2 separate regions of the Homo sapiens genome follow, and region 1 is linked to region 2. The links are chromatin loops, found by intact Hi-C in ENCODE. Cell type or tissue: gastrocnemius medialis. All regions are shown on one strand. Links, peaks and the distances in the headings refer to the core of each region. The heading gives the core; the rest is flanking DNA.

Region 1 (11,088 bases), core at 1,516-9,515, 73 kb before region 2:
ACGTTATGAGTCAGCCAGGGGGCAAGCTTGCCATGGGTTTTGTGACACCCCCTATCCAAAGCCTCCATGTTGCATCCCACCCATTGTCCGTGGGACCCCAAGTCTTTAGCAATGTCCGGTTCTGCACAGAAGCTGGATGCACAAGCCAGGGCAAGCTGTCTGCAGCTGCTGCTGGAAGGGCGGTGCAGATCCAACAGTTGGAGACATTGGTCAACTCGGTGTAGGTGTGGGCCCAGTCCATGATGTTGTTGGAGCATGCCAACCTACAGCTGAAATGACAAAGCAGGAACCGGTACCTATAGCGGTAAATCACATCACTCAGGCAAAATACAGGCCAACTTTTTATCTCTGGATAACAATGCAACCATCAAGGACTTCTGCCCTGGCTGATGATACCACACCTTCTTAGCTCCCCATGGTTCTTTTGGGTCTCGTAGCTGTGTTAAAGTCACAGGGGAGATCATAATAGGCCACACAGACATAATAGGCCACACATAATAGGCCATACATATGTTCCCCAGAGGAGGGTCCCTTCCCTACTTTTCCCCTACCAATGGTCAATCATGAAGGCCACACATTAAATACCCAAGGAGTCACATGTAAGTCATACTGCATGCCCTCCCCTAAGGGGGCTACAATAGCCAATCATCTGTAATGGAGGGCTTGGAGGGTCCATGGCCAACACCAGGTTTTCTGTTCCCCTCCCTTCAGGGGCACCAGAGCAGGCAACAACAGATTACCATTTGTCCCCATACCTGGTCGGAGGAGGTCATTCTTGGTGTGTATCTGTAGCAGGATGGGGGCAGCGGGCTGGTGTAACAGTGCCTCCACCGGGGCTGGGCTGCCTTTCTGTGGCCACTTATTCAAGATTTGAAGCACCAGGTCCAACCTGGAACTCCAGCCCCCAAGGATGGGGAAGTAACATGCAAACATAACCTGTTCTTCAGGAGTCTGTTATATTGCTCAATCATGCCAGCGGCTTGTGGGTTATAAGGAACATGGAACTCCCATTGTATGTCCATCTGCTGTGCTCACTGTCGTATTTGATGTCCAGTAAAATGTGTTCCCCTATCACTTTTGATGGCCAGAGGAAGGCCATATAAGGCACTTAAGTGTTGCAGGGCTCGAATGCTGTGTTGCTGGTTGGCCAACCTGCAAGGGTAGATGAGCAACAAGCCGGTGGCTATGTCTGCAGCCATCAGCGCATATGTGTAGCCCTGCAATTTTGGCAGTGGCTCAGCGTAATCTATTTGCCATCTGGTCAAGGGCATCTGCCCTACTGTCACTTGTTGTGTCACATTGGGCAGTTGTCTTTGTCTCAGGTATGCTTGAGCACATGCTGGGCACTTCTGGCAGGCCTCCAAAATGTCCTGTGAGGGCAAAGACAGATGCCAGCACCTATTGACCTGTTGCATCAGTTAACCCCCGCTTGTCCCAGTTTCCTGTGTAGCCACAAGGCTACATCTCATATAGGTGCCAACTCTAACCACCTGACCTTGGCCAAGGCATCTGCCTCATCATTACCAGAGTGACCAAAGACATATGGGCTGACATGTGATAGATAGTTACATCTTTCTGATGACCTGTTTCCCAGAGGTCTTGCCACATAGTTTGTCCCCAAATGGGCTGATGGCCTACAAGCCAATTCTGTAACTTGCAGGTAGTCAACCATAAAGTTAAACCTCAATAGACTCCCCAGCTATTGGTGCAAAGTATCATAGGTGACTCCTCTCTGGGAATCACCATCCTCAACCACTCTGAGTTCAGCCCACTGGGTGCTTTGTCCACACCCAGTATCAAACTATATGGTGTCAGTGTCGGCTGGATTGCCACAGCAGTCCAGGCAGCAGCAGCACCCTGGCTGGACCCATCTGTATACCATGCCCCATCAGGAACGAGAGGATACCCTTTCTTTAACAGTGATGGCTCAGGGTCTAGGGGTGCCTCAGGCCCCATGGCCTTATCTTCCATTAGGACTATAGGCCCCAAGGCTTCTTGTAACTCTGCTGCTAAGGGAGTTGTAGTCAGCATACTCTGCTGTTCCAAGTAGGCACCCCGCTTCGCTAAAGTGGTTGTCTGTGCTGTCCCAGTCTGGAGGGTCACTACTCAGGAATGTACCCACCCGACTATTGGGTAACTCATCTGCACGATGACTGTAGCCCAATCCGTCACAGTCTCATAAGCCTGAAGAGCAGCATATGCAGCAGCTAATTCCTTCTGTATTAATGAGTACTGGAGCTCAGCTCCCTTCCACAGCTGGGACCAAAAACCTACTGGCGTTCTAAAGCACTCCATGCGCTGCCATAGGACCCAGCCAAAACCGTCTGTGGTTACATGTACATCAAGTTCAAATGGGCACCCCTGATCAATTACTTGTAAGGCCTGTGTTTGCTGAATGGCCCACTTGGCGGCCAGAAGGTCTGTTCCAGCTTCATTATCCCAATCCCAGGTAGCCCCTTTTTTTGATAACCCATACAATGGTTTTATCATTTGAGCCAAATGGGGCACAAATGGCCGCCAATACTCCAAGAGGCCTACAAAAGTCTGCAGCTGCTTCATCGTGGTGGGTCGGGGGTATGCCTGGATTTTCTCAATGATGGCCTCTGGTATGGCCTTTGTCTTACTCAACCAAATAACTCCTAAGAATTTCGCAGATAATCCAGGCCATTGGACCTTGGATTTGTTGATGGCCCAACCACATGCTGCCAAATGTTGCCACAAGAGGGGCACTGCCACTTTTAAATCTGCAAGAGAATCAGAGGTTAACATAATATCATCAATGTAATGAAACAGGAGGACCCCTTTTGGACATTTCCAGGCAGCTAATTCCATGGCAACAAGACCACGACAAATGGTGGGGCTATGCACATAGTCCTGCGGCAGTATGGTAAAAGTCCATTGTCATCCTTCTCATGTGAAGGCAAACTATTCCTGGCTCTCTGGAGCAATGTCAATGAAGAAGAATGCATTAGCTAAGTCCACCACAAAGTGGTACTGTCCTAGTTCCATTGTCAAGTGGTCTGTCAAATCCATGATGGAGGGTACAGCTGCATGCAGAGGAGGTGTCACCTTATTCAGTTCCCAATCATCCACTGTCATCTGCCAAGTTCCATCAGGCTTTCTGACTAGCCATACCAGGGAATTGTAGGGGCGATCAATGCTACGCACTATTTACACCTCATCTAACTTCTTAGTAGTCTTAGTTATCTCTGTATGCCCCCCTGGCAAATGGTATTGATGAGTGGAGGTAACCCATCAGGGTTGTGGCAGAGCTTGGGACTGGTGATGTGTATGTCCACGCAGTACCAGCTTTACTATGCAAACTTGGAGTCTGAATTCTTTGGCCGTGAGGTGTAAATCCAGACCATGCAAAATGTCCATCCCCAGAAAATATTCACGTATAGGAGAGACATACACAGAGTATAGGTGGGGATCCAAGCGGCCAATGCCAAGATGCAGAGACAGGTTTCACCTTTACTGATTGGCCCCCATAACTGTCAATGAATACAGTTTTGCCCAGAAACTTACCCGGGTTCCCAAAAACTAGACTGCAGTCTGCACCAGTATCTACCAGTGCCAAGACCCTCTGTACATTAGTTGGGGAGCAGTGGATTGCCAGCTCCACATGTGGCCTCTGGTCATCCACTCCCCAACTCCCACAAAGCCAGGCATCTTGGCCAGTTCCCTAATCAAACAAGAAAGGTGCCATATCTTCGCCTGTCTGCAAATAGTCCTTGAGCTGCAGTGTCTAGACAGGATTAGGTTGAACAACTGTTTTGCCCCTTCTTGGGCATTTTCCAGAATTGTTGCTCTGGGGAAAATTGCCTCCACAGAGCCAACAGCATTTCACTGGGTTGCCCGTCAAGTGTCTCTTGAGCAACCCTAGCTGAAAGTAAATCAAACCACATTGGCTTGTGGGTCACCCACTGGGCCCCTTGTTATATCCTTGGATAGTTACCTGTGGACCTTCTTTACAGCATGGACTTTCCCTTCTTTATGGCATGGAGTCCCTGGTCCTGCCAATGGCCTTCTGCCTCCCCAAGGGCTGCCATAGCGGTAGTCACTTCATGTATACGGTGCCCCACATATAGGGTGAGAACAGAGGCCAGAGAGCCAAAAGAGTTTGGGGATGCTGAGCCCAGCACCAGATCCCTCATGTGGGAGGCAAAGCATTTATCATCTGGCCCCCAGGTATTCAGATCAAACACAGCCTGCTGCATACCCATCTCCTAGAGTATCTGCACCAAATCAGTATATGATTGCCATTTACTCACAGTTTCTGGTATTTCTCTGGCATCATTCCAAACAGTCCATGTGGCTCCCATTAGCCACTCAATTAAAGTGTGGTCATCTTGTCCCTGTGCTGACCATTGGCACAGCTGCAGCCACTAATGAAGGGAGGGGTGAGTTGTGATAGAAGCCAGCTTCTCTATCAGAGGTGGAGCAGGGAATGTTGTCAGTTCCTTTGTCCCAAAGATGGAGTAACCAGGCAGGGAGGGGCTGCCGGCGCGTTTACCTAACTCACACAACTCAGTGGGGTTATAAGCACTATAAGAGGTGTGTTCCACCACTGTGGGAGTCCCTGGGCTCTCCCCTGGGGCTCCATTGGCTGCTTGCGTTCTACTTCTGATGGATCATGGGGCAAGCCAGCAGCAGAAGAGCCTCCTCCTCCTCGGCATCAGACCCAATGAGAGTGTCCGGCTGGGAGGATGGGCTCAGGTCGCACTAACAGCTGTTGCTAACTCCTGTTCCAGGCTGTTTATCTGGGCCTCTAAGCACCCTGCTTGAGCCTGGAAGTCCTTCATCCCCAGGCTGTACTACAAGCTGTGCATTTTGGCCCCCAGGCACTTAGCTTGTGTCTGAAGATCCCTTACCTGCACTGTGTCCTGCAAGGACTGAGTATATACTTCACACAGTGCAGTCAGAAATGCCCATCGACTCTGCCGGCAAAAGTGCATTCCTTCTTGAAGCTGTGTGCTTCCAGCTGCTCCAGTGCCTTCTCCACACTCGTGGGAGACCAGTCCACTGCCTCCTATGTTTCCACTGGGGCCCATCCAAGCAGCACCTCTGCCACTGGGTACCACAGCCCGTGCTGTGGCCACAGAGCTGACCTGGAAGCCTCAAGGAATGAAGACCCACTCACCTCATCCTGCTGACTATGCCAATTGTCAGGTTCGAGCCCCAGCTGAGGTCTGAGGGGAGTGGGTGGATAGGGGGCAGGGAGCTAGAAGAACACTCGAGAGACAGCAGGTAGATGAGATATGGCTTTATTTAGCAGCTCTTTCTCAGTGTCAGTGTTACATTTATACACCTTACAAACAATAGTGGCTGAGAGCCAGGTCATGAGCTTCTCTATGTTATGTTTAGATAGCTGTGATTATATAAGGCATGAGAATGTGTGCCTGCACTCCAATCCTGCTGAGTCATGCAGGATGTTTACCTCAGCCTGTGCCTGCTTGGCTGCAGCACAGCCATGTTTCTTACAGCTTGCTAAAAATACACATTCCTGGGTCACATCTCTCTGAGACCTGCTGAATTAGACTCACTCGATGTGGGGCTTGGTAGTCTGTATTCTTAGCACCCTCTTCATGTAATTTAGATATATGTAACAGTTTTAAAAATCATTGCTCTTGGGTTGATACCAGTGTCTCTCAATCCCTATTAAACATCTCAATTACCTGCAGAGGATTTACTTAACAAAAACACATTCAAGCATGCCTGGGCCCCACTTCCCAGAATTCTGATACAGTAGGTTGAGAGTGAATCCCTGGCATCCTCAGTGATTCTGATTCCAGGCCAAAGTTGAAAGTTACTGATCTAAATCAGTGGTTTAAAACTTTGCTGAACATTAAAATGACCTGCACTGGCTGCACCATAAACCAATGAAATCAGAATCCCCGGGAACAGAACCCAGCCATCGGTATTTTTAAAATGTCTCCCAGGAATTCCTGAAGTGTAATCATGATTGAGAACAAGTGGTCTAGATCAGATGTCAGTAAACCTTTTCCTTAAAGGTCCAGAAAACAAATATTTTAGACTTTGTGGGCTATGTGGTCTCTGTCACAACTACTCAATGCTGCCATTATAGCATGGAAGCAATCATACACCATATGTAAATAAGTGGCTGTGACTGTGTTTTAATAACATTTTATTTGCAAAATTAAGTGGTGGGCCAGACTTGGCCTATATTTGCCATTTGTAGATCAGTGTTTCTCAAATTATTTGTGGTACAGGATTGTTTTTTAAAAGAATTTCCAATCTGTGGCAGACTGATTCTTTTGTAAAATACAATAAAAATAAATTACTAGAAAAATGAAAAAGACAAAATATGAGCCTGCTGATTATGCAGTTGGATATTATAGCAATATTAAATTGCTATGATAGTTTCTAAATACTTACACTCCATTTCTTTACTTATCTTGCATGAACTGACAACAACCATCTCAGACTAGACTCATTCAAAAACTACACTTTGAGTAGCATAGGTATAATCAAATCAATCATCTTCCTGTTTAAGGAATAAATGTGAACACAGTTGGGTAGAAAAAACTTCATAGAGAAAGGACCTTTGAATCCAACTTTGAAAAAGGAGATGGACCTCAACTAGTGAAGAAGCAATGACTAGCCATCGTAGCCTAATACTTATCACTTAAAAAGCACTCCATAAAGTGAGCTGAATTGAATCAGGCAGTGAAAAGCAAGGTTTGTTAAGAAGATAGAGAGAAATGTGTTTGCCACTGTAAATAGAGGAGTGCTGATGGACTCCCAAAAGAAAGCGTGTTGAAGGGCTTTGAAATCAGAAAGGATTTGAAATCAGCTACTGGCATTGCCACTTAGTAGCTGAGTTTGTGGCAATTATTGACAATTCCAAGCATTGGTAACCTCATTTATAAAGTCAAGAATATTGTTAACTTCCCAGGATTGCTGAGGGAATTTGAGTTTTATAGTCAAAGTGCTCAGTATCTGGTGCTCAATACAGACAGTGATTATTGTTGGGGAGCCACAAGGGGCAGTGGAGAGAATGCCAGCCAGCTTCAGAGCCAGGCAGAGTTGGGTGTGAATTCTGGCTCTACCATTTGTGTGACATTGGGTCATTTAACCTCAGTGAATCTCAGTTTCTTCATCTATAAAACAGAGACATTCATACCTACCTTTCAGTTAAACTAAGAATTTGAGATTATCAAAATGTGTAAAGTACCTGGCACAAAAGAAGCATCCAGAAATGGTAGCTATCATTTTCTCATACGATTTTTTATTCATATATAATCCACATACCATAAAATTCATCCTTTAAAATGTATAATTTAGTAGCTTTTAGTATATTCACAAAGGTGTTCAACCACCACCACTATCTAATTTTAAAATAGCTATTGATTTTAAACTATTTAAATTCAATAACCCTAGGTTGTCCTCTGTCCTTTCATACCCCAAAACCTTCACTGGAGCTTGACAGGGGAGAAATCATACCATACAACAGTTAGCAATAATTGTATGTAGTCTCTTTCTAAAGTCTCACATCTTATAGCAGCTGCTCCAACCTTTTCTCCTTCTTCCAGAGCTCCAACTTAGGTGGCTCTCCTCATCTTTGTTCCTTCTCTTGGAGCTTTTGTAACTCTAGCTTCCCTATAGTTCCATGTCTTTTCTCACACTCACACCCAGTAATGTATCCCATTTCCTCAGTTTCTTTGGTTTGCCACTGCCAGGCATCACTTCTCTGTGCTCTGAGGTCTGTGCTCCATTCTCATAATGAGGTCTTGCAGAGGGTGCTCTGGCCAGGAGCTACACTCTTTAACTCCCCTTGTGTCTGGGTAGAGCCACATGGACTAAGTAGACTAGTCCCCATCTCAGGGAGGTAAGCAGAAATGATGAGTGTCACCTCCAGACCAAACTGATTAAGAAGTGGGTATGTCTCCTCTACCTTCTCTCTTCTTGTCTTCCAGCTAAAGGCAAAGGACCCCAAGACTCAAGAAAATAGCTAGGCCTCCAACCAGGAGGAGTTTGGGCCCACGGTCCACAAATTATCACATGAGAGGCAACCCATTGAGTACCTGATTGGGATTAACATGAGCAAGAAACAAATCTACTGTGTTTATGCTACTGAGAGATGGAAGATTGTTATAGAAGCTAGTTTTGCCTTAACTGAGAGCAACAACTTGTGGTGATGTCAGTGTCAAAGTCAGTGATAGCATTCCTCTGGCATTGTCCCAGGGAAGCCAGGGATTTGGTGGGACCTCAGAGCCAGAGGTCCTTGGATGCTATGGGGACTGTGGTTAAGAAAGACAAAGTCTTTGGCAGTGGCTGCTCTGTCTCCCAGCAGGACTAGGGTGGAACCGATTGGCAAAGTATAAAAGCACAGTGAGAGCAAATACCAGAGTTCAGTTGGCTGCTCCAAGGCACTAGGGAGTGGGCTCTGGCTGACTCCAGATAGGGACAACACCTCTCTCCCTGAAGTTGGCTGAACAGTCCCAGTAGAATCCTTCCTTGGAGACAGGCACTCAGGCTAAATTTCGATAGTTAGATCTGGCTCTCTCCCCTTTCCACTTCTTTTTCCCTCAGTTCAGTGGCCTTGGTCCAGCAGGTCAGGTAAAACATTGGTCAGACTTTCCCAGAGCTCTGTCAGAGAAAACCCCATGGTATCACATGAGAGGAGGCCAGCACACCTTTCTCTAGTGTTACAGAATGAAACTGTTGTATGCGTGTTAGGTACATGGGGAATTCTCCTGCCACTAAGTGGGAACCTCTGGTAGAGATGCTAGGTATTCAGTCCGCTACTACTTCTCAGTTTTCTCCTCAGAAAGTAAATCAAGAGGGCCATGTTTCCCATAGCCCAGTGGGAAGACAAAAACAGTTTGAAATACACCTAAGATCTAATCCTGGGGCAGCTCTGGGGCCAGGTAGCTCAAGGGTTTGGGTCAAAGCTCACAACCACACAGGGAAGACCTAGTGTTTCTTCCCTACAAAATGATGAGAGATAGAATGGGAAGATGGGGTGCAGGAACAAAATCCCAACTCCATCCAGTCTCCCCAGATGGTCTTGCAACAGGCTTGAAATACCTGGCCTGTTGCCCTGGCCGGTTCCAAACCCCTGAGGCAGGCTCTGTGGGAAGCAGCCTTTGTCCCCTACAACCTTAGGAAAGCTACTTTTCCCATCTGAACTGACCCTCTGAGTATGCTTTCAGCGTTTCCCTTAGTCTGTCCCCAGGACCAGTGATTGCAGAGCATGCTACCTAAGTGTTGGTGCCACAGGGATTCAGCTATTCTCACAGGGAGCCAGCAAAAGCCTCACTGACCAGATGTCTGACTCCAAACTCCTTTTTATCCTGCTCAGATCTGGACAGATGAAGTTTTCAGGTACCCAGTGGCAAAACAGTGGTCTCCCCATGGCTAGTCCCTTCTGTGTGAGATGTTTCCTTTAGGGAAATCATTAAATGATGCTGCCGGGAAAGTAAATTGCCTAAGGTCACCATGAGCCAGGAGTTGGCCCTCAGGTTTGCTGGGTTGGGAACTTAATTCCTTAAGTTCCTCAGAGATAAGAAGGCTATGGGGAGCTGATTCTCTAAGTAAGAGCCTGATTGACAAATGAATACAGACTTATCAATGAGGGTATCAGGTAGGATCATAAGTGCCCAACCTTTTCTGAGAGTGCCCCTGAGGATAAATAATCTTACTTGGGATGCTGAAATATAAAGGAGATTTTCTTGATGTAGACAAAAGCAGAGCAAAGTTTCAAGAGTGTTCTTGTTTATAAGGCTATTTCATCATTCTAGAGTAGCTGGATTCACTGCCTTTCTGCGCTCTGGAGACGTTTCTGAATAAAAAGTACTGGTTCTCAGAATTTGAGGGCTCTCACCCTGGCACAGTGCTTGAGGTCACCCACCAGTTTAGAGAGTATTTATGCAGACCATCTGTGATGCCAGATATAATAGGGCACAATTGGGTAGATGACAACTTCTTTTATAAGCTAGGGCTTTCTAATTTTTTGTAAATAATGCACTCATGCAACAATATGTGTATGAATTGACAGAAGGATTCTAGCCATCCCAGGTCCTGTTCTGCCACCCTGAGATCTACAGGAAGTAAAAATCCCCACACATCTGTGACTCATTGTTGCTCATCAGTTGGCCCTGACAGATCTGTTGGAAAGCTCTGGCACATACCATCATCTTCTTTACTAGATTTTGGAGCATTTAGCAGAGATGATAAATATTTTAGTCTTATGAGCAACACATTTTCTCTTAGGATCAGATTCTTTTGATATCGTGTCTTGGGGTTTTCTGTCTCTACTTTCAGCAGGTGATTTTTTCTGACCCTGCCCCAACCATCCCAAATCTGGAATGCCTTCTGTGGACAATACTTTCATATTGTGTCCAGATCCCCACTTCAGGGCTGAGGCACAAGCCTCCAGCTGCTGATGGCTCACAGCTGTGTCCCTTCCTAGGCAATGACCTTGGCAGAGAACTATCTGGCTCCAGACTAAGGCCCCTCCCAGGCATGGCTCAATAGCCAATGACTGCCTGATGCAGAGATACAATGGTTGGGCCCTTGGCTTTAGTAGGAGACAATTCTGAAGGCTCATCTCAGCTCCAGCACTCCCTGTAGCATTGGTAAGGCCTCAGTTACAACATATGAAGGGTCAATTTCTCCCCCACCTATCCTTGTAAGTGCATCTCTGGAAACATACCCAATAAACCTTCTGCATGCTAGTCTCTGTCACCAAGTCTGCTTTCAGGGAACCCAACCTAAGCCACATTCTCTTTGAGATCTCTTGAGCATTTCAGTGTCATATACTTTCTACACTATAAAATGACCAGATTTATGTAAACACATGGAGTAAATTGTTAAAAGTTAATGGGAAAGTGAACAGCTAAAACTTCTGGGAAAAATATAATTCAAAAGAAAAATCTGAGTCTTCCTTTGGGAAGGGAGGGAGAACCCAGAGACCAAAAGGTGACCTGTCCTCTGTGTCTTCTAGGACAAGTCACCTTCTCTCTCTGTGGCCTTCCTTTCTCCATCCATCATGTGATCAGGTGCATACCTAATTCCTCTACTCAGACTTTCTGTGGCTCCACATTTCTCTGTTTCTCTAAT
Region 2 (11,088 bases), core at 1,758-9,757:
TTTATAATGAGACTAAACAGCAAAATGTATATTACATCATATGGGCACCACAGTATCTAGCACAAAGCATATAACAGGATTCAATTAATACCTATTAACTTCTATACTCTGTTCATGTATCCATTGGCTCATTTTTCAAAGATTTATTGAATAAATGCAGTGTTTGCATCATAGTAGGTACTAAATTCTTTGCTAAATGAAATAATAAACATGAGTATTATGTAAGGTATTTTGGGGCCTGAGATGAATTAAAAAAGGCTCTTGAGTTTAAGGTTGCATATGTGAGACAGACATATTACAGTACGAAGAAAATTAACTTTGTAATAAGAACAAGACAGGTAACCAGAAGTCTAAATACTCTATCAATCAAATATGTATGCTGAGAAGGGGACTGGTGGTGGGGAAGGAGGTGGGGTGAGAAGGAGCAGAGTGGAGGCAAATTCTAGACATGTCGTAGAAACAAATGCTCCCTTCTTTGTATCCCCAAAGACTTCTACCATGTTCAGTGCAAGATTTTACACACTTATTGAAAAGGCTATTTCTATTACATTAGACCACCAGATAGACAATATGTCATATTTGTCTCTCATTTCTAGCCAATTCCTAGGGTAGTTCCTGACACTCAATCTCTATATCTATATCTATATCTATCTATATTCAATGAACTCTGAAAAAAATTTTTTTTAACTGGAACTCAGGTGTACAAAATGGAATACATCATCTTTAATTGAAAACACTCGCATAACTGGTATATGCATGGTCCACTTAGAAGACTAGTTATATAATTATTTATCTTTAATGAAGTAATAAGCACCCTAAAATCTACCACTATAACAAAAATTAGCACTTTCACAATAACCTTCATCTAACCATGTGCTACTTCCCACCGTTATCTGGAATTCCAGGTTAATCATTTATTGCTTTCCTTTTTATATTGTTTTAAATTCATCTACATGTAGTCAATGTAAGACATTATTTTTTGTTTGTTTCTAACTATTTAAAAAAGCTTATCATGCTGTATGTAATCTCTTGGGTCTTACATTTTTGACTTATCATATTGCTAACATTCATCCGTATCACTGGATTTCAATGTCGTTGATTGATTTGGACAATCACAGGTTGAGCATCCCAAATCCAAAAATACAAAATCTGAAATGCTCCAAAATCCAAAACTTTCTGAGTGCCAACATAACAATTAAAACAAAAATGCTCACTGGAACATTTCGGATTTTTGGGATTTGGGATGTTCAACTGGTAAGTACGATACAAATATTTCAAAATCCAAACAAATCAGAAATCTGAAACACTTCTGGTCCCAAGAATTTTGGATATGGCATACTTAATCTGTATATATCATGTATTCATACTAGATAAAAACTATAGATTTTTTTCATTCACTCTCTCACTGATGGGCACTTGGGCTGTTTCCAGGGTTTTGCTATTGTGAAGAGGGCTACAATCAACTTGTTTTGCGTGTCTCCTGGTATACATGTGCATGATTGCTCTTGAGTAGGTACCAATGAGTGAAAGTGCTAGGTTACAGGGAATGTTTAATTTTAGGAGATAAGGACAAACCTCTTTTCCAAAGCATTGCACCAAATTATACTTCTATAAGAAGCATATGAGACTGTGAATCCCTGTCCTCACCAACACTTGCTACTATTAGATGTTTTAGTGTTTGCCAGTTGGATAGGTTAGAAATGGTAAAGCATTTCTCTGGTCAGTAATGAGGTTGAGATTCTGCTCATGTTGACTTGATTCTATGAGATGCCTGTTCCTATCATTTTTCCATTTTTTATTGGGTTATTTGATTGTTTCTCACCAAGTTGTAGTTCTTTACACATTCTTGATGCTGATCATTTGTTGTGTGTTTTGTGAATATCTGCCCCCATTCCGTAACTTGCTTTTTACTTTGTTTAAGCTTGGCTCTACTTTCAAAAGTTCTTAATTTTAATATAGTCAAAACTATTTTTTCTTTGGTGGTAAATGCTTTTCATGTCTTTAAAAAAATCTTCCCTTTCTCTAAGGTTTGAAGGATACTAGCTTAACTTCTTCCACAGGTTTCAGAATTTTTAAAAATTTAAGTCCTTAATCTATCTAAAGTTGATTTGTCCATAGTGTGAACACAGAATTAGTATAAACTCTAAAATGTTTAAACCTTGATTGATGATTAACAACTTGAGATCTAAAGATAGACTTTGGTTGACAAAATCTCTATGAACATATTTGTGGGGAGAAGTTTATAGTTTACATCAGATTCTTAAAGGGTTCATGATTTTTAAAAGGTTAGAATCACTGCTGAGACACTGGTCCTGTTCTGGTTTCTAAGGACCATGCAACAACTCATGATTGCAATCTTCATCAGGTTTCTTCTTTATTCTAATTAAGTCTCTGCCATTACCACTATAGATTGTGTAAGTCTGATTATTTAGTCATTATTTTAAAAAAATCACCAGTTGGGAAGAAAGAGTAAAAGCAAAAAGACTGTTACTCTTCTCACTCAATAGACAATACCCTCCTTTTTTTCTAAACTTCATTATTCAAAGAATATTTCATGTTTTCTATTACATTTCTTATAAACAGCACCTCACTTTTTGCTATAGTGTTTTGTTTTGTTTAAAGGAAGACATGCAATCTTTTGTTCCAATCCAAAAATCAAAACAAAGCTAAAAGGAAAATATGAACTCAAAATAGTTTCTGGGTTTCCTACAGGATATTTCCTAAATATCCTATATAGAGTACTTTCTTATTCCAAATAAACAAACTTCTATTATTTTATGAGTAAATATAATAATCATGGATAAATAATCGTACAAAATATGTCAAAATGGCAGAAAAAAATAGCCACTACAGTGCTCTAAATGCAGAAACACTAATTAGTTTCTCAATGGGTTGCAACCAACTGAGGTTGGACACTGTTCTCACAAAGCTAATATAAGCCAGTTTCTTCCAGTTAATAAATTACCATCCACCTGTACAGCCAGCAGCTGAATGACAAAAAAAATTTAAACTGTATCACTCTTAAAAGACTAATAACTAACCCATCTGTGTATAATCATCGCCCAGGGAAAATTCTGTCTTTGGAATTAGCAGATGCTTTCCCAGACCTTATACAATTGACCCATCCTAGATTTAGTTAAGATCTTTGTTGTATCCTCTTATTGACCCTGTACAGTAATTTAAACAATTATTCATATACTAATTAGTTTAACATTTTTCTCCTCTGCAAGACCCTAAGCTCCATGCAGGCGGGTGCTGTATCTGTCTTGCTTGTCACTTTATTACCAGTAGTATCCAGCACAACATTTGGCACATTAGTAAAAGCTTAATAAGTATTTAATAATGAAAAAGATAATGATTTTGTTGAGAAAAATGACATAAGAGTCACAGGCAATTGAATCTTAAGCCAGTCAAGTAATACTAATAAAAAAGGAAAGGAAATCTTCCTGTAAAATAACTTGAAGAGTTTCAAAAGCAGTATTTTTGAAAAAGAGTATCTAGGTTGCTTCCTAATTTTGGTAAGTAAACCAATGTCTACCTTATGATACACCCAAATCAGAATCACAACTGGATGACAGACCTGGATTAGAAAGCACGTCTAATTTTTCATGTTAAAAACAATTATTTTGAAGAGATACTGAGGTGACAAGGCAGTGCTACGAAAGGAGTGACATAAAACTATTGCCAATCCATGTGACCTTTAGTTTCGCTACTGATGGAAGAATTGAAGGCTTTTGAAAAGATATTTACTAACTAAAAACCTACTTACTTTTACATTTGTTCAACCTAATTAATTAACATAATCAACAGAAGCCAGACTCAATATGTGAAAATAAAAGCCCGATTTAGAAATATCAAGAGAAAGAAATTTTAAAAACTACAACCTACAATCTCAAATACGGCTGAGCATGCAAACAGTTGACATAGCTTAGTTATATCATAAACTCCTCAATAAACAGCCATCAATTCTAAAACTTTTTGGTCTCAGGACCAAAATATATCTATATAAAACACAGACATTTTTATGTTTTTATAAATTATTGAGGACCTTAAACATCTTTTGTTTGTGTCATTTATATCTACCAGTTCTCATTAGAAATAAAAACAGAGAAATTTAAAAAATATTCATTAATTTAAAAACAATGAAAAACCTATTTTGTGAACATAACTTTTTTTAAAAAAGCTGTATTTAGAGAAGAGTTGTATTTTTTAACTTGCAAATCTCTTTAATTTCTGCTAGATTCTCATATGTGCGTCTGCATTTAAATTACTGTAATATCACATAGTGAGTGGCCTCCAGAAAACTCCATTGAACACTGTGAGAGAATGTGAATGAAAAAGAAAAATAAGTCTCAATAACATTTTTTTTTTTTTTTGAGACAGGGTCTCTCTCTTTCGCCCAGGCAGGAGTGCAGTGGTGTGATCACAGCTCACTGCAATCTCCACCACCTCCTGGGCTCCTCAGCCTCCTGTGTAGTTGGGAACAGAGGCATGAGCCACCATGTCTGGCCAATTTTTTTCTTAAAGAGATCCTGAAATGCCTTTAGGAGGCTGTAAGTTTAAAACTATTTTTGTAATAACATTATTTGCATTTTTCACTGCATAGACATTTACATTGATAGTGCAAAAGCAACTAATGGGTAAAAACAGCTGGTAATAGCCTTACCACAAATCAAGGCAGTGGCACCAATAAACAAAAAAGGCCAGCTGCATTTAAGAATGTCTTCGATGTAGAAGTAAAGATTATTAATTTTATTAAATCAGTTCTTGAGAACCCATCTTTTTAAATTAATGGAAGACAAAATGGAAGAACACATAAAGTACTTCTGCATATTGAAGTGTGAAGTTGCCTTGAAGAAAAGCACTATTTGATTGAGTTGTGAGCTGGACTAGTTGCTTTTTTTCATGCAACACCATTTTTACTTCAAAGAATGACTGGCAAACTGTAGTTATTCAACATGAATATGTGGCAGGTGTTTTCCCAAAAATGAATAAAGTGACCCTGACATTTCAAGAAAAATAATCAACAGTATTTGTTGCCAATGATAAAACTTGAGCTTTAAATATATACATATTTGAAACATTTTTATTGTCATCAGAAGCTTGACAGTTCCTAATATTAAATACTTTTCTGATGAGATTGGTGATACTATACAATCGATACTAACAAATATAATTTTTTGATACTGTGTAATGAAATGTGTCAATACTTGGAGCTCTGAATAATTCAATGAATCAATACTTTCCAAAAAGCTAACGTATCATGTTATAAAGTCATGCTATACATTCCTATTATAAAATCTGTCCAAAGTACAGAACACCACATTTTAATATAATAGAATTAAAAAAATTCATGGATACAGTTTGAGATTCTGCATTACAACTATGTTTTAAAACACTACTATTTATCAAATTCTGGTATAGTATCAAAGAAGAATATCCCAATTATTTTAAAAGGCTGTTAAAATACTCCTCCATTTTCCAATTAAAATCTCAGTGAGGTCAGGTTTTCTTCATATACATTAGTCAAAACAACTTACTGCAGCAGTTTGAATGCTGATAGGACAATCTGGCTGTCTTCCATTAAATCAAACATTAAACAATTTGCAAGATTAAAAAAAAACACTGCTATCTTTCTCAATAAAAAAGTTATTTTAAAATAAATAAATAATTTCTCATGTGATAAATATTGATAGATACAACCCATAAAAACAAAAGCTCTCTGGGGTCCTCAACAATTTTTAAGAGTGCAAAGGAGACTCGATACTAAAGAAGTCCCAGATCCCAGTAATGTGAGGAGCCCAGGCACCGTATTTAATGAAAAATGTCCATCAGATGAGTCTTACACATATGGCCAAGTTTAGAAACCACTGAAAGTATCATTTGACTGTGACTGCCTCACTTGGAAAAGCTGTTCCTTGGTGCCCCCTAGTGGCTCATACGCTTTTGTTTTTCAAATTAAAATCAGAATAAAGGAAGACCTGGGATTGAGGAGACACAAAATACTAGTTCTGAAAGTGACTGGAGAGTTCATGTAGTCCAACTCCCACTTTATCAGTGGAGACAGATAGCATGCAGACATCATTACAATACAGCGTGAAAAATGCTATGCTATGCTTTGGGTGAGTACAGGGTATGAAAAAAGCATACAGGAGGTGGCATCTGTTCCAGACTTGGGAGGTAGGTCTCCAGAGGCAACTGCTTTTGAAATCTGGACAGAAATTGAAGGATGAGAGTAGCCCATTCAAAAGGAATGGCAAGTACCAAAGCTCAAAGATAAAACAAGCCATGATTTGCTCAGTACAGCAGTGAACAATTTTAAGAGCTTGACAAGTACCAGGTTCTGTGCTAAAGCTCATTACATTACCTCATTTAATGCTCACAAAAACCCTATGAGGTGCTAACCCTCCATCAACCCTATAAGGTAATGGATAGTAGACATTTATAGTTTGTTTACTTTAATTTTCTTTAGACTTTTTTGAAAAGCAGCCAGCTTTACAAAGACTTGATCTTTGGGAAAGCTTACCCAAAAGTACAAAGCTGCTTCTATGTTTTTAAAAGGATTCCTTCAAAATTGCTTTAGAAGACATATGGAAGAAATGGAATGGTTTGGATGTCTTGTAAGGTCCTTCGGATAAGTCAGGGAGAAATAAGGCTCTTTTAAATTTAATTCAACTGTAGATTATGCTTTAATTATAAACATAGTAGAGCTAAGTAAAAGCTTTATAACTGCCTTTCCCTTTTCTAATTTCTCCTTTTAGAATATAAACCTCGCATGGAGGCATTACTATTGTAGTAGACAGGGTAGGAGCTCTGAAATCAGACATGTATCTGACCACTGGTTTCACCACATATTAACTGTGGCCACTGATAACTTTCTTAACTTTGAGTTTTTGCACCTCCAAAATGAGGACGATATCTTCCTCACTGATTGTCATGAAAAATAAATTGGAATGCATTATATATACACGTAGCTCATGCATCAGATGCAAGGTTCCTTTCTTGCTTCTGATGTCCTTATGTATCTAACAGTCCTGAAGGGTTGTCTTACTTTCTTTGATGCTGCTTCTGCAGAGCTGCCTCTGATAATTGTCCCTGAAGGATCAGTTTTCTTTGCTTGTCAATATCTCCTTCCATTCGAGCAAAAGCATGAGAGCCAATGAAAGAGAGATCAACTCCCAAGCCTTCATCCTCCTCTTCTTGGTTATCTGTAACAAAAATGCAACTATCAATAGAGAGCTTATGCTAAAACTAGATAGTAAACATTGTGAATGCTGCAGTAAGGATGACAGTGAGGTAACTCAAAAAACTGGGGTCAAGGTTATTTTTGAGAATGAAACTGTAATCAGATTTAGGCATTTGTAAAGCTGAAATAATGAAAGAAACTGCCTGTCCATGTGTGACAAAGGTTTTAGCAATATGTGAAATCCAATCAGGGTGACCTGGGTGTAACCCTAGGAAGAAAAGAGTAGAATGTAGTCACACACAAAAAGACAGAAGTAAATAGATTGTATCTGGCTTTAAAGATGGCTCATTGCACAGCATCTGACAAAAAAGAAGTATAAAAAACAAGCATTTGGGAAGGTTTATATAGCACTGTTGAAGGAGGAAGCATTTGATTGCATAAATGCTCTTCTGTAAGGTGACATCCCAACATGGATGTACCAGGATCACAGAGTATGATCCACATTCCTTAAGAAATATTTCAGTTATAATTTAGCATCCTGGTTTTCTACACTGTCATACCAACCTAGTTATTTTGGTCCATAAGAGTTATAGTTTTCACTACAAATTAATAAATTAACTTTCTAATCTGTCCATACAAACACTGTGAGTTGGATTAGTAGAAATCAGTCTCTTGGGAACAGATTATCTCTTAGTGTGGTATTCACTGTCTTGGTAGATCTGTTAAGCAAAAACAAAACAAAACAAACGTCGTACCATGGGGAAATTCCCAAGGCAATGCCAGCACTTGAATTCCAACCTGGTGGACAATCAGCTGGAGTTTCCCCACGTCTACTTCACTGCTCCTCAAACTGACAGGCCAATAGATTGGAAGGGCCTGCTTTCATTAAAAACACCCCTCAAGTAAAGCTTGGTTATATATATTTTAACAGATTTAACATTCTGCTTGAAAATATTTAAGAACACTACGGCCTATATCTATAACATAAAAGTATTTTCTGAGATACGATTTAACATTCTACTTGAAAATATTTAAGAATGCTAAGGCCTACATCTATCACAAAAAGTATTTTCTGAGATATGAATGCAAATAAAACACTCTGGGAATGGTGGACAGAAGAGAATCTTCTTGCAAATTAATTAGTCTTATCTACTGTCCAGCACTCAAAGTGGTTTTGCTGTTCACCACTCATTATCACACTAAATGCATTTTATGAAAGAAAAATTCTATGGTAGTCACAGGCATGAGGATTTCAAAACAACTCTTTGCATTATTTCAAGGATATACTATACTGGAGGCTCACCCAAAGTGCATGACTACCCCTTCAGCAAAGTTTGGTTTCCAGATATTTCACATTTCCTGATGTTAGACCACTTATAATTCCCTCCAGTTGATTAAAGTTTATGTACTTGTGATAAAATCTTGAGTTGCTTCCTAAGATTTTGGCTTGGTGCTCATTTTTAAAAGAAATGTTCACTCTAGGAATTTCACAGTAATTCCCTAAACTGCTGGATTTCAAGACTCAGTCCCAGCACTGAAGCTTGTGAGGCATATCTCCACAGAAGGGACTTAAGACCTTAAACATGTACACATGAACATCACTACAAGATGTCACACAGAGCAGATTCAGAAGGCCCCCATCCTAACACGTTCTACCTACTGCTCCAACCTACAACAGTATATAACCCAAAGAAACAAAATGAATGGTTATAATATTCTTGTCTTAGTATTTAATGTTAAGTATGATTTTTAGAGGATACTGAAAGCTGTTTAAAATGTTAGACAATAACGTACTTTACTATCTCAACAGTGTTCTGCATGAAACTATAACCTCCATTAGGGTGAGAATGTTGTTATAGCCACCTCTTAATCCCCACTGTCTAACACAGACTTGACGTATATCTATCTAGCTATACTTTTATTTTTAATTTCAAGAATAGAACTTGAAAACTTCTAAACTGGTCTTGATAGTAGTCATGGTAATAGAGAGCTTTCCAAAGGTCAAGCTGAATTTCTTACTTCTTTGGTGATTGGTGCCTATTTTTGGCCCTAAGAGGGAGATTTAAAAAGTTAGAGCTCTAGAACTCACCTTCTGGAGCACCAGGTTTCTCACTTATTCTAATCTGTCGTTCAGGTACCACAGGCTCCCCTTCTGCATTTCCAATATCTGCAGGTAGGTAGGGCAATGATCGATTCTCCTCTTTTAATGACCTTGGGAAGTAGAGAGGTAGCAGCTTTTGGTAAGTACCCTGTGTCAGAAAAGCAAGACATTCTGTGAAAAATAGAACAAAACAAAGAAGACCTCAGCAGTACTTAGTGCTGTTCATACACTGTGAAGACAACCTCCATCAAGAATAAAGACTTTACCACTTCTGAGCTCAGACTCGATACTGTCTGAAACCCTCAATCAGCTTTTGTGTTAAAGATAAGGATATTGTTATCTAGCCAAGTTAAATGTGATGCCCATCCTAACAATTCCAGGTCACTGAACCTGGAATGCATAAGTCCTGCCACTCCTGTCCCCATCCGTACCTTCACTTCCTAATGATACCAGTCTCTCAAGACTTGGCTCAGATGCTAGCTACTTCCTTAACCCTCAGTGTGCCATCAGGGTCCGTTCAACCATGTTTAGCTTCTGAGTTGTTTGTGAAGGATTTCTCTTTCATGATGTTTATTCTTTCTTAAAAGTTTTTTTCAAAGAAAAAAGATGAATTTTACTTAAAAAAAACCAAACAGAATAAAACTCATCTTATCTTGTAATTCCCATATCGATTGGTCCACTGGACTAATAAATCTGCAATACATTAAAGGCATGTAGTGCTCTTATTTGTCCTATATCTTGAAGCATTTTGCATTTTCATCTTCCTAGGAATTGTTTTCTCATTACCTAGAATTACTCATCAATTATTACAAACTATACTAAAAAAGACTGAAATAAAATAGTAACAAAAAAATTATGGAATCACCTAGGACAATGAAATCATTCAAGAAATCATTTTCTTTCATTTTCATATTGTGTTGCCCATAGTATTGCATCATCTTTTAAATACATATATAAGATTGCAGACATCATCTTTATAGCCTTTATAAAAAAACTGAGATACAATCTTTAAAAAAAAACTGAGACAGAATTCACATACCATAAAATTCACCCTTTTAAAGTACAAAATTCAGTGTTTGTTTTCGTTTTCTTTTTTGAGATGAGGTGTTGCTATGCTGCCCAGGCTGTTCTCAAACTCCTGGACTCAAGCATTTTTCCCATCTCAACTTCCCAAGTAGCTGGGATTACAGGTGTACACCACCATACCCAGTTTCAGTGGTTTTTCACAGACAGTATTCACAAAGGGGGTACAAGGGGGTACAATCACCACCACTATTTAATTCCAGAACATTTTCATCACTCTAAAACCCATCAGAAATCATTCACCATTCCTCCCTCTCCCACACCTGGCAATTACTAATCTTTCTGTCACTATGAATTTGCCTATTTTTGGACATTTCATAAAAATGGAATACAGGGCCAGGCACAGTGGCTCATGCCTGTAATCACAGCATTCTAGGAGGCTGAGGTGGAGGTATCACGAGGTCAGGAGATTGATATCAACCTGACCAACATGGTGAAACCCCGTCTCTACTAAAATATAAAAAATTACCCAGGCGTGGTGGCGCGTGCCTATAGTCCCAGCTACTCGGGAGGCTGAGGCAGGGGAATCACTTGAACCCGGGAGGTGGAGGTTGCAGTGAGCGAGATTGCGCCACTGCACTCCAGCCTGGTGACAGAGTGAGACTCCATCTCAAAAAAAAAAAAAAAGGCCGGGCACGGTGGCTCACGCCTATAATCCCAGCACTTAGGGAGGCCGAGGCGGACAGATCACGAAGTCAGGAGATCAAGACCATCCTGG

Evidence for each region. Hi-C counts contacts between places; a loop is a spot of excess contacts. Peaks named below come from ENCODE experiments on the same cell type or tissue, not always from the same donor. Only the 100,000 strongest peaks of a DNase experiment are listed, where the experiment ranks them.
Region 1: it touches region 2 in a loop (2.1-fold over the local background); 16 of 110 quality-filtered maps call a loop at or near these places.

Annotation. Positions count from the first base shown.
Region 1 is chr1:117,816,526-117,827,613 of GRCh38, forward strand. It overlaps LOC105378929 (a long non-coding RNA gene), which reads right to left and starts at 5,276. Exons shown (of 3, transcript XR_947744.3): 1 at 4,275-5,276; 2 at 756-1,370; 3 at 1-269. In gastrocnemius medialis, for the core only: no CTCF peak of the experiment used is centred there; DNase peaks (open chromatin) are centred at 4,686, 5,416 and 9,066; H3K27ac peaks cover 5,313 bases.
Region 2 is chr1:117,889,782-117,900,869 of GRCh38, forward strand. GDAP2 (ganglioside induced differentiation associated protein 2) reads right to left here. Exons shown (of 14, transcript NM_017686.4): 7 at 9,276-9,435; 8 at 7,052-7,208. Among named protein-coding and RNA genes, the nearest start is that of GDAP2, 34 kb to the right of the region's middle. In gastrocnemius medialis, for the core only: a CTCF peak has its summit at 5,922 (motif pointing left); no DNase peak of the experiment used is centred there; H3K27ac peaks cover 981 bases.